2 separate regions of the Homo sapiens genome follow, and region 2 is linked to region 1. A link is a loop called in an ENCODE intact Hi-C map of the cell type or tissue named here. Cell type or tissue: CD14-positive monocyte. All regions are shown on one strand. Each heading gives the region's core, and the rest is flanking DNA. Links, peaks and the distances in the headings are about the cores only.

What was found. A loop is a pair of places that touch in the nucleus more often than their neighbours do. Peaks named below come from ENCODE experiments on the same cell type or tissue, not always from the same donor. Only the 100,000 strongest peaks of a DNase experiment are listed, where the experiment ranks them.
Region 2: it touches region 1 in a loop (3.0-fold over the local background); 1 of 110 quality-filtered maps calls a loop at or near these places.

Annotation. Positions count from the first base shown.
Region 1 is chr20:48,642,777-48,648,154 of GRCh38, forward strand. PREX1 (phosphatidylinositol-3,4,5-trisphosphate dependent Rac exchange factor 1) reads right to left here. Exons shown (of 40, transcript NM_020820.4): 26 at 3,075-3,281; 27 at 1,633-1,721. Among named protein-coding and RNA genes, the nearest start is that of PREX1, 180 kb to the right of the region's middle. In CD14-positive monocyte, for the core only: no CTCF peak of the experiment used is centred there; no DNase peak of the experiment used is centred there; H3K27ac peaks cover 430 bases.
Region 2 is chr20:49,082,709-49,088,086 of GRCh38, forward strand. CSE1L (chromosome segregation 1 like) reads left to right here. Exons shown (of 25, transcript NM_001316.4): 15 at 1,318-1,454; 16 at 2,575-2,678; 17 at 5,301-5,378. Among named protein-coding and RNA genes, the nearest start is that of CSE1L, 39 kb to the left of the region's middle. In CD14-positive monocyte, for the core only: no CTCF peak of the experiment used is centred there; no DNase peak of the experiment used is centred there.

The sequences.
Region 1 (5,378 bases), core at 209-5,208:
CCTGGAGGCCACGTCTCCTGATTCCTCACCCAGCTGGTTCAGTTACATCAGCTGTCACACCCAACTCCTTCCTAGAGCCACCTGGGGACAGTTTGTGCAGTTGACTATCTTATGTGATGAAATCTGTATCTAAAGTTCAACAATTTCTTCCATTTTACTTGAGCTTCTTTTTCTTCTGTTAATTGAAGTATAATTAAAATTAAATTTTTATGCACAGACTATCTCTGAAAAGACACACAAGACTGCAGTGACAGTGGGAACAGCAGTGACAGCCTGAGAACCAAGGGTGGGGGGGAGACTTGTCACCATGCACCCTCCGGGGCCTTCTGAATTATGTACCATGTGGATACACAACCCATTTGCAAAATGAACTGCTTTAAAGTCTGAAGTAAACAAGACTAAAATAAAAAACAATTTCAGGCTTTCAGTAACGCCTTTAATCCCAGCAATTTGGGAGGCCGGGGCAGGCGGATCACAAGGTCAAGAGATCAAGACCATCCTGGCCAACATGGTGAAACCCTATGTCTACTAAAAATACAAAAATTATCTGAATGTGGTGGCGGGCGCCTGTAATCCCAGCTACTCAGGAGCCTGAGGCAGGAAAATCGCTTGAACCCGGGAGGTGGAGGTTGCAGTGAGCTGAGATCGTGCCACTGCACTCCAGCCTGACAACAGAGTGAGACTCTGTCTCAAAAAAAAATTTAAAAAAAAAAGCTGTAAGTAGAGTATGATCTAATTTATAAAATATTGTCTATGTCTGTCTATCCATCCATCCACCCACCTGCCCATCCATGCATTCACAGGCCCCACCAATGAGCTCCAAATGCTGGCGAGGGTCATTTCTGGGGGAGATGATAAGACTCTCATTCATTTTTATGGACTTCTTTTTGTTGTTTGTTTGTTTGCTTGTTTCTTGAGATGGAGTCTCACTCTGTCACCCAGGCTGGAGTGCAGTGGCATGATCTGAGTCCACTGCAACCTCCCCCTCCCAAGTTCAAGTGATTCTCCTGCCTCAGCCTCCCAAATAGCTGGGATTACAGGTGCGTGCACCACCACACCCAGCTAATTTTTTGTATTTTTAGTAGAGACGGGGTTTCACCATGTTGGCCAGGCTGGTCTCAAACTCCTGACCTAAAGTGATCCGCCTGCCTTGGCCTCCCAAAGTGCTGGGATTACAGGCGTGAGCCACCACGCTCAGCCATGGGTACTTCTTTGAACTGCTCTGTGTCATTTGGATTTTCGGTTTACACATGTATCATTTTTACATAAACCATGAGGTCACCCTGTTTAGTTGTCAGCACACGCATCACAACATTCATCGAACATGAAGTACACAGAATTGAACCGTGCATGCTTCCATTTGCTCCATCTCCATGACATTCACGGAGAACATCAGCTCTAAGAGGGCGGAGATGTTTGTTTCTTTCGCTGCCGCATTCCCAGTGCCCAGCACATAATATGGGCTCAAGAAATACTTGTTGAATGACTGAATGGAAGGAAATCAAGTACAGGACCATGCAATAAAACACAAAACAATATAATGCAGAGGAAAGTATAATAAAATAAACTAAAACTAAATCTCATGGGGAGGAGCCTCTCTCCCTGAGCACAGGCCGCTGCCACTCCACTCACCAGACCCCATCTCGTCGCTGCCCAAGTAGGAGCTGTTACTTCTCACGCTGGTGTAGGACAGGACCGAGTCTCGATTGCTGTTACACTCGCTGCAAAGGGGCCCAGAGAAGGGGCTGAGTCACCCTGAGCTCAGGCCATCTGGTCCTGGCACCCAAAACCCACTTTCTACAGTGTAGACAAAACCCCTGGGCCCTCAGGTGGGCGTGCAGCCCAGAGAGGGCACCGAGCACCGGTCCTGGGTCCCAAAGGCAGGGAAGGCCGGCCTGGTGGGTTTTCCACGCCTGAGGGCTGGGAAACGTTTCTAGGCTCTAGCACAGAAACACAGAAATAGGAGGAAGACGGTGAATCATTTTCACGCAGGTGTCACTCTGTCCAGTGTCCCCAGGGGACAGCCTTGCCCTGAGACACCTGCCCATTCCACAGGGCTCTGTCTTCCGTCTCCTCAGCCCCCAGCCTGGCTGGAAACCTCATGAGGACAGGGACTGGATTGGATTCCCTACGGCCCAGGAACTCGGAAGGTGTGGGAGATCAAAACCCAGGATCCTGACATTTTTTCCTTCACCTTTTTGAAAATTAAAGGAAAAACTGGAGGACCCAAAAATGTAAGAATGAAATCCCAGAGAGAGGGCAAAATCTGAGACTATGGACATGAGGCTCTGGGGGCACAAAGTGCCGCAGCAGCCAGATACAGACGCCAGGCGAGCAGCCAACGGGGGATCAGGCAGATCCCTTGACGACTGGAAGAACATTCACGCTGCGAGGACTGGGGGGAAGGTCTGCCTTCTCAAACTGTATCAGTTCTGATTTTTGCCCACAAACAGTTGAAGCACCCTCTAAGATTCCACTGTAACCACCATGGGCAAATGTGATGTCACCTTTCACTGGGACCACAGTGCTGGTTTATCTGCAGTAAGGAATTAAACTTACCCATTATATGGCTTATTACAGGAAACTGAGTTTTAGTCTATTTAACCAACTAGTTAGGACCTCACTGATCTTGTTATAATTAACCAGTAGAAAATTTAGATCTTCTCAGGTTAGGAGGGGAAAAAACTGCACTCTTCCTCCTTGGACCAAATAAACATAAATAGTGCTTGTTTCAGAAACCGTATGTCTTACACTGAGTTTGCAAACACACCACAGAATCTTGCCCTTGTGCCTGACAACATCGTGTCAGCATGTGTGGGGTGACACTGAGGCAGAACAGATGGGTCCACGTGGGGACAACCCTAAAATGTCAGCTTTGCAACTGGGGAGCCTAAGTGGGTCTTCCAGGCTCAGGGGTCTCAGATAATCCCCCAGAACCACGCTATCAGCAACAGCACCCTGAGCCCACTGCACCCTGAGAAGTGTCCACTGATTCTGATGTTGCCACGGGTCCGTGGCCTCACCTGTCCAGGGCCATCCTCATCTAACCTCAGCCCCCTGACGGTGACACCCACCTGTAGGAGTCGCGATAACTCATGGTGTCGTGGCCTGAGTCCTCCTGGTCCTCCTCGGCCACCTTGAAGCACACCTTCTTGATGCCCCCATGGTCACTCCTGTCCATCTCGCTCTCTTCACTGACCAGGGGCAGGGAGGAGGCCTCCTCAGCCAAGGATGCGTCGCAGGACCCACCCGAGGTGGGCTCTGTGATGGTGGACAGCAGCCTACGGAAGCAAAGACCTTGAAGTCAAAGATACAGGCCTGGCCCTTTGTGTCCCTTCCCTGAAAATCCCACCAGCAGCTGCAGGTGTGAGCACTGGCCCTCCTGTTGGGGGTGGGAGACTCGCAAGTTCTTTCACGGCCAAGCTACACAAGGCTCTACCAGAAGGTGAGGCAGGAAGCCTTTCCTGTGAAGACCCTGAGAGCAAATCCTTCCACCTCAATAGGCTGTAGGGTCTCAGTGACAACCATTCAACCTGCTGTTGCAGTGGGAAAGACCTGGACAGTGTGGAAGCAAATGGGCGTGGCTGTGTTCCAATGACACCTTGTTTAAAAATGAAAACAATCAGCTGGGCGCAGTGGTTCACACCTGTAATCCCAGTACTTTGGGAGGCTGAGGTGGGCTGATCACCTGAGGTCAGGAGTTTGAGACCAGCCTGGCCAACATGGCCAACATGGCGAAACCCTGTCTCTACTAACAAACAAAAATTAACTGGGTGTGGTGGCGGGTGCCTGTAATCCCAGCTACTCGGGAGGCTCGTATGAGAATCGCTTGAACCTGGGAGGCGGAGGTTGAAGTGAGCCAAGATCGCACCACTGCACAGAGCGAGAGAACCCATCTCAAAAAAAAAAAAAAAAAGAAAAGAAAAGAAAAAGAAAACAATAGGCTGAAGTCTGGACTGGGCCCCTAGGCCATAGCTCATCAATCCCCACTGTAGGGTGTGACGGTTAAGAGCACAGGTTTTGAAGCTAGCTAAACCCCAGATTCAAATCCCAGTATTGCCATTCCTCAAGCTAATTATTTAAACTCTCGGAGACTCTGTTTCCTCATATGTAAAATGGGATCATATCAGTATCTATATCTTAGGCTTCTGTGACAATTAAGGGAGTTAAAATGTGTAAACAGGCTAGGCCCAGTGGCTCACGCCTGTAATCCCAACACTTTGGGAGGCTGAGGCAGGAGGATCTCTTTAGCTCAAGACTTCAAGACCAGCTGTGAGACCGCATCTCTGTAACAAATACAAAAATTAGCCAGGCATGGCGGCATGTGCCTGTAGTCCTAGTCACTTGGGAGGCTGAGGCAGGAGGATCACTTGAGCCCAGGAGTTCGAGGCTGTGGCAACCTATGATCACACCATCACACTCTAGCCTGGTGACAGTTGGATAAAGTGCTCAGAACAGTGTCTCTGCTAGGCGTGGTGGCTCATATCTGTAATCCCAGCACTTTGGGAGGCCAAGGCGGGTGGGTCACGAGATCAAGAGATCAAGACCATCCTGGCCAACATGGTGAAACCCCATCTCTACTAAAAATACAAAAATTAGCTGGGAGTGGTGGCGTGTGCCTATAGTCCCAGCTACTTGGGAGGCTGAGGCAGGAGAATTGGTTGAACCCAGGAGGCGGAGGTTGCAGTGAGCAGAGATCACACCACTGCATTGCAGCCTGGTGACACAGTGAGACAACATCTCAAAAAAAAAAAAAAAAAAAAAAGAACAGTGTCTCGTGCCTTCTAAGTGAGCAGTGATGAATACGCCCAGCTAGATGCAATCCCACCACATCTCCACAGTCAGTAGCATGATTAGCCCCATTTGACAAACGAGGAAACCAAGGCTCAGAGTGGTTAAGTGACTTGCCTAAGTTTGCACAGTGGATAAGTAGCAGGGCCAGGATTTGAACCCAGGCCTCCTGGCTCTAGAGTCTACATTCTTTTTTTCCCTTATCATGGAATATTTCCATCATACACAAAAGTAGAGAGAATATCATGAACCCAGGTATCCAACAGGCAGCTTCAACAACAGCCACTCAGGGTCCACCTTGTTTCCCCCATGATCCCCATCACTTTTTATTTCCCTGGAGCATTTTGTTTTGTTTTGAGACAGGGTCTCGTTCTTTCACCCAGGCTGGAGTGCAGTGGTGCAATCATGGCTTACTGCAGCCTCGATCTTCTGGGCTCAAGTCATCCTGCCTCAGCACACTGAGGAGCTGGGACAACAGGTGTATGCCATCACGCCTGGCTAATTTTAGGATTTTTTTTTTATAGAGATAGGGTTTCACTACGTTGCCCAGGCTGGTCTCAAAGTCCTGGGCTCAAGGAATCCCTCCA
Region 2 (5,378 bases), core at 105-5,104, 440 kb after region 1:
GACGGGGTTTCACTGTGTTAGCCAGGATGGTCTCGATCTCCTGACGTTGTGATCCGCCCGCCTTGGCCTCCCAAAGTGCTGGGATTACAGGCATGAGCCACCGTGCCTGGCCTTTTCTGTTTTATTTTGAGAATGAGGTCTTGCTCTGTTGCCCAGGCTGGAGTGCAGTGGTGCGATCATAGCTTACTTCAGCCAGGAAATTCTGGACTCAAGCGATCCTCCTGCCTTAGCCTCCCTAGTTGATGGGATTACGGGCATGCTCCACCGTACCCACCTACATCATGACTGTTTGTCCTTAACATCTTTTTTTTTTTCTTTTTTCTTTTTTTTTTCTGAGATGGAGTCTTGCTCTGTTGCCCACGCTGGAGTGCAGTGGTGCAGTCTCAGCTCACTGCAACCTCCGCCTCCTGGGTTGAAGCCATTCTTCTGCCTCAGCCTCCCGAGTAGCTGGGACTACAGGCGCATGCCACCACGTCTGGCTAATTTTTTGTATTTTTAGTAGAGGTTTCACCATGTTAGCCAGGATGGTCTTGATCTCATGACCTCGTGATCTACCCACCTCGGCCTCCCAAAGTGCTGGGATTACAGGCGTGAGCCGCCACTGCGCCCGGCCTAACATCATTTTTGAGTTATTCATTTAGTGCCTAAAGCGATCCAGCTACCTCAGCCTCTCAAGTTGCTGGGACTACAGGAATTCACTACCATGCCCAGCTAATTTTTTATTTAATTTTTTCTTAATAGAGATGAGGTCTCACTATGTTGCCCAGGCTGGTCTTGAGCTCCTGGGCTTAAGCAATTGTTCTACCTTGGCTTCCTGAAGTATTGGGATTATAGACAGGAATGAACCACCACACCCAGGAGGCTTTTCTAGTTTAGACTAATGAATGTTTCAAATTTAGAGGTTTTTAATGAAGATTGTTCTCGTATTTGTTGCTTTTTGGGGGTGGGAAGAGAACAAAAAATGAGACACAAAAAGGTTAAATAACTTTTTCAAGAAATATCTGCTAGTGATGATTCTTAAGTTTGGTGAAATCTTAGTCTCCTTCTCTGTGATATTATTATTTTATGGTATGTTGATTTATCTGCAAGATGTTATCCTCATAGTTTTGTGCTCTGAAAAGGAGAATTTAGAAAGTGGAAATTGAACCATTATGTGCAAGTGAAAGTTTTGGTTTCTGGGCAGCAGCATCTCCTATTATAACAGAGCTTAAAAATAGCAAATTGTTCTTTAAATCAACAGGTCCTTCTCTTCCAATTGTCTTTTACTCAAATATGGAATCATTGCATTTAGAGCATGTATATTATTGTGTTTTTTAGGTGCCAAAAGAACATCTTTTAGTCTCGATTCCTCTCTTGATTAATCATCTTCAAGCTGAAAGTATTGTTGTTCATACTTACGCAGCTCATGCTCTTGAACGGCTCTTTACTATGCGAGGGCCTAACAATGCCACTCTGTGAGTATTTTATTCTAAAGTTTTTTAGCCTGGGGTAGGGGCTGTACTGTGCTGGTCAAAGATATCTGAATGTTTTCATAATTTCACTAGTGGGAAAACAAATGTCTGCTTTCTATTCCTTTATACTCTGTTTCATTCTAAAAGCATTTGAGGCTGCTTACTAAAATAGGTGCATTATGACAATACAATTTAATAAACTGGAGCCAAGGAAAGTAACTGAGATAAAGTTAATAAACAGAAATGTGTGTCAAAGGATCCTATATAGTAGTCCAAGAAACTCCAAATTTTATTTGGAGTCTCTTAGCAGCCAGGGCAAAGAGGGAAACTTGGGAAGTTAAAATTTTCACAGGGTCTATGAGATAAAAGTTAAAGCAGAGAATACTGTACAATAGTAGTAGTAGTGTTCTCAGCAACAATCATGTAACAGTTATTTTCATGTGGCTATTTGCGTAAGGTCACTTATTTCTGAGATATGACCTAACCGAATGAAAGTAATTCACTGGGGACCAAGAAAATAGGTCTTCTGGCCTGAACCAGGATGAAATGTAGAGGAATGGATGGTCTGCATGTCTTTCAGGCCACTATTCAACAGTATTATTTCTTGAAATGAGCTTTGGGTAAGAGATGGAAAACAGTTCTAGGTTCTTTCCTTCATCAAGAACTTGAAGTACAGATACTCTCAGTGGCCAATTAAGGGTAGAAAGGACATCCTTTGAGGTGAGTCAAGCCAGTACCTATCTTCAGGCCCAGAATTTATGCAGAAAACAGTTCTGAATCTTGGCTCCACCTCCAAAAACAAAATAAATGACAGAGTCCCCTGAGATTCTGAGTTCTTTCTCAGTGGTAATAGATATAAACCAGGGACAACTGTTTCAACTTCAGATGTTGTTGGGTTTAGCTGGCTTTTTGGTTCAGTTGTGTTTGGTTCTCGATGTGCCTTCTTAGGAGCCTAACATGAGCACATGTAAAAAAATTATTTTCCTAAACTGTCTATCAATTGTCAGTGGTGGGAGATGGCTCAGTTTTATGCTGAGAAGGGTGACATAGTGGTTGCCAAGGGTAATCTGCAGTGACAAGCTCAAGAGTTGGTAGTGACTGAAAGCTGTTTTTTCATCTATAGCTTTACAGCTGCAGAAATCGCACCGTTTGTTGAGATTCTGCTAACAAACCTTTTCAAAGCTCTCACACTTCCTGGCTCTTCAGAAAATGAATATATTATGAAAGGTAGGCTGTTTCCCTGGTGTGCAGACTACAGGTATCCAATCTCAGATTGTAAGGGTGAGCACTCTGAGTTATACTTCAGGTTATACAGTCTATGAACCAGATAATGTTTACCAAGTAGTAAGTTAGTTTAGATATTTCAAAATGAAAAACATTATCTTGTTTACTACTAACAATAATTTTTTTTTTTTTTTTTTTTTTTTTTTGAGATGGAGCCTTGCTCTGTTGCCCAGGCTGAAGTGCAGTGGCTTGATCTCAGCTCACTGCCACCTCTCCCTCCTGGGTTCAAGCGATTCTCCTGCCTCAGCCTCCCGAGTAACTGGGATTACAGGTGCACTCCACCATGCCCGGTTAATTTTTGTATTTTTAGTAGAGACAGGGTTTTGCCATATTGGCCAGGCTGGTCTCAAACTCCTGACCTCAAATATCTGCCCGCCTCAGCCTCCCAAAGTGCTGGGATTAGAGGCCACTGCACCTGGCCAACAGTAATCTTAATTTGATATGGAACTTCTCATTACAGAAAATGTAGCAAAGCCCTTTTTTCCTTCCCTAGATTGAGTTTCTTTAAGGCAAAGAAGAGATCATGCAACGTTTATTAACTGCATGCTCACCTAGGTAGGGGTGAAATGTGGGTGCCTGTGGTAGACTCTGCACAAATCGTGTCTTCTTACGTACTGCCAAGGACACAGGCAGCTGTATCCATCCACAGGCTGGTGTATCCATCCACCAGGCACTACATTAGTTGAGTGTCCTGGTGCCAGCTCTGAATTTAGAGATAGTCTCAGTGTTTTTCACTGTTGCATCCCAAAAGCCTAGCACATTGGGTTGTAGGAAGCACTTTTCAGAGAAACTCCCTGATCTTTTCAGTCTGGATCAGAAATCCTAGAGTGGATGTGTGTATCTGGGTGTATGTTTCCAACACTATCCTTCCCCCAACAATGATGTATAATTGTGTAATTATTGTTGTTTAATGTCCTTTTTTTTTTTTTTTTTTTTTTTGAGATGGAGTTTCACTCTTGTTGCCCAGGCTGGAGTGCAATGGCACAATCTCAGCTCACTGCAGCCTCACTCTCCTGGGTTCAAGCGATTCGCCTGCCTCAGCCTCCCGAGTAGCTAGGATTACAGGCGTGTGCTACCATGCCCAGCTAATTTTGTATTTTTAGTAGAGACAGGGTTTCTGCATGTTGGTCAGGCTGGTCTTGAACTCCCGACCTCAGGTGATCCACCCGCCTCAGCCTCCCAAAGTGCTGGGATTACAGGTGTGAGCCACTGCGCCCAGCCTTAATGTCCATTTCTATGAGAGCGGCTAACTAGTCTGTAATCTTCATTACTGTGTTTTTAGGGTATGTAAGAATACACAGTATGTAATACCTTCTCTGTACGGTTGTATGAGTGAATGAAATAATTCTGCGCCAGCCTAGTGGAGGAGCACCAATTTATCCTCTAGCCCTTTTAACCCAGGTCAGGGAAGGATTTTCTCTAGGAAGTGATCTCTAAGCTGAGATATGACCTAACCGAACGTTAGGTGTGAGGGATAGGTAGCAATCTGTTGAAGGGTGGATGAGTCTTTGACTCCAGTAGAGGAGGAAACATGATGTGCAGAGTTCAGGAGGCAAGAGCAGATAGCTTTCTGTCCTTTATGCTTGGCATGTATTTGGGGCTCTGCTTAGTAAACATTTATTTTAGAAATGTTATTTGTGGAAAGAGAGCTTTTATACATTTTTAGCTGACAAATTTATTTTTCTCCCATGCTTCCTATTTTTAACCCATTTATGGTCTTTTGAGCAATATTTTTGCAATTTGGACTCTGTGGCTTTACATGTATTTTTAGAATTTTTTTAGGCTCCTAATCTCTTTTTTTGAGGGAGGTGGATAGGCAGTTTTCTCTTCAGTTTCCTGTAGTTTGTGATCATGTTTCCTTTAGGCTAGGGCTAAACATTTTCTGATGCTGGTTTCTTTTTCTTTTTCTTTTTTTTTTTTTTTTTTGAGAGAGAGAGGGAGTCTCGCTCTGTCTCCCAGGCTGGAGTGCAGTGGCATGATCTTGGCTCACTGCAACCTCCACTTCCCAGGTTCAAGCGATTCTCAAGCCTCAGCCTCCCGAGTAGCTGGGACTACAGACGTGCACCACATACCTGGCTAATTTTGCTATTTTTAATGGAGATGGGTTTTGCCATGTTAGCCAGGTTGGTCTCAGACTCTAGCCTCAAGTGATCCGCCAGCCTCGGCCTCCCAAAGTGCTGGGGTTACAGGTGTGAGCCACCAAGCATGGCCTCTGCTACTGATTTCTAAGAGAAAGAGACCCCAAACAGTTCTCTCTCAGACTCACCTGCTCCATTCATGTCAGCTCACTGTTTCTTCCTCTTAGTCAACCTCTTTAATTATTTTTTAAACCTTGAGCCTTCTAGAAATACTCAGTATTTCCCAGCTAAATTTTGTTGCCAACCCGTCCTAATTTTAAAAGGAAGGGAAATTTAGATTATTTTTAAATGTAGAGAGCTATCTCGGGGTTGTCTAAGCATCTTAAAATTTAGTTGATGAATTAGTGCGCTTTTTTCCCCCCAGTCGCTCTCTTATTCTGAAGTTTAACTAAACTCTATTTGTTTTTGCTGTTTTTGTATTTTACAGCTATCATGAGAAGTTTTTCTCTCCTACAAGAAGCCATAATCCCCTACATCCCTACTCTCATCACTCAGCTTACACAGA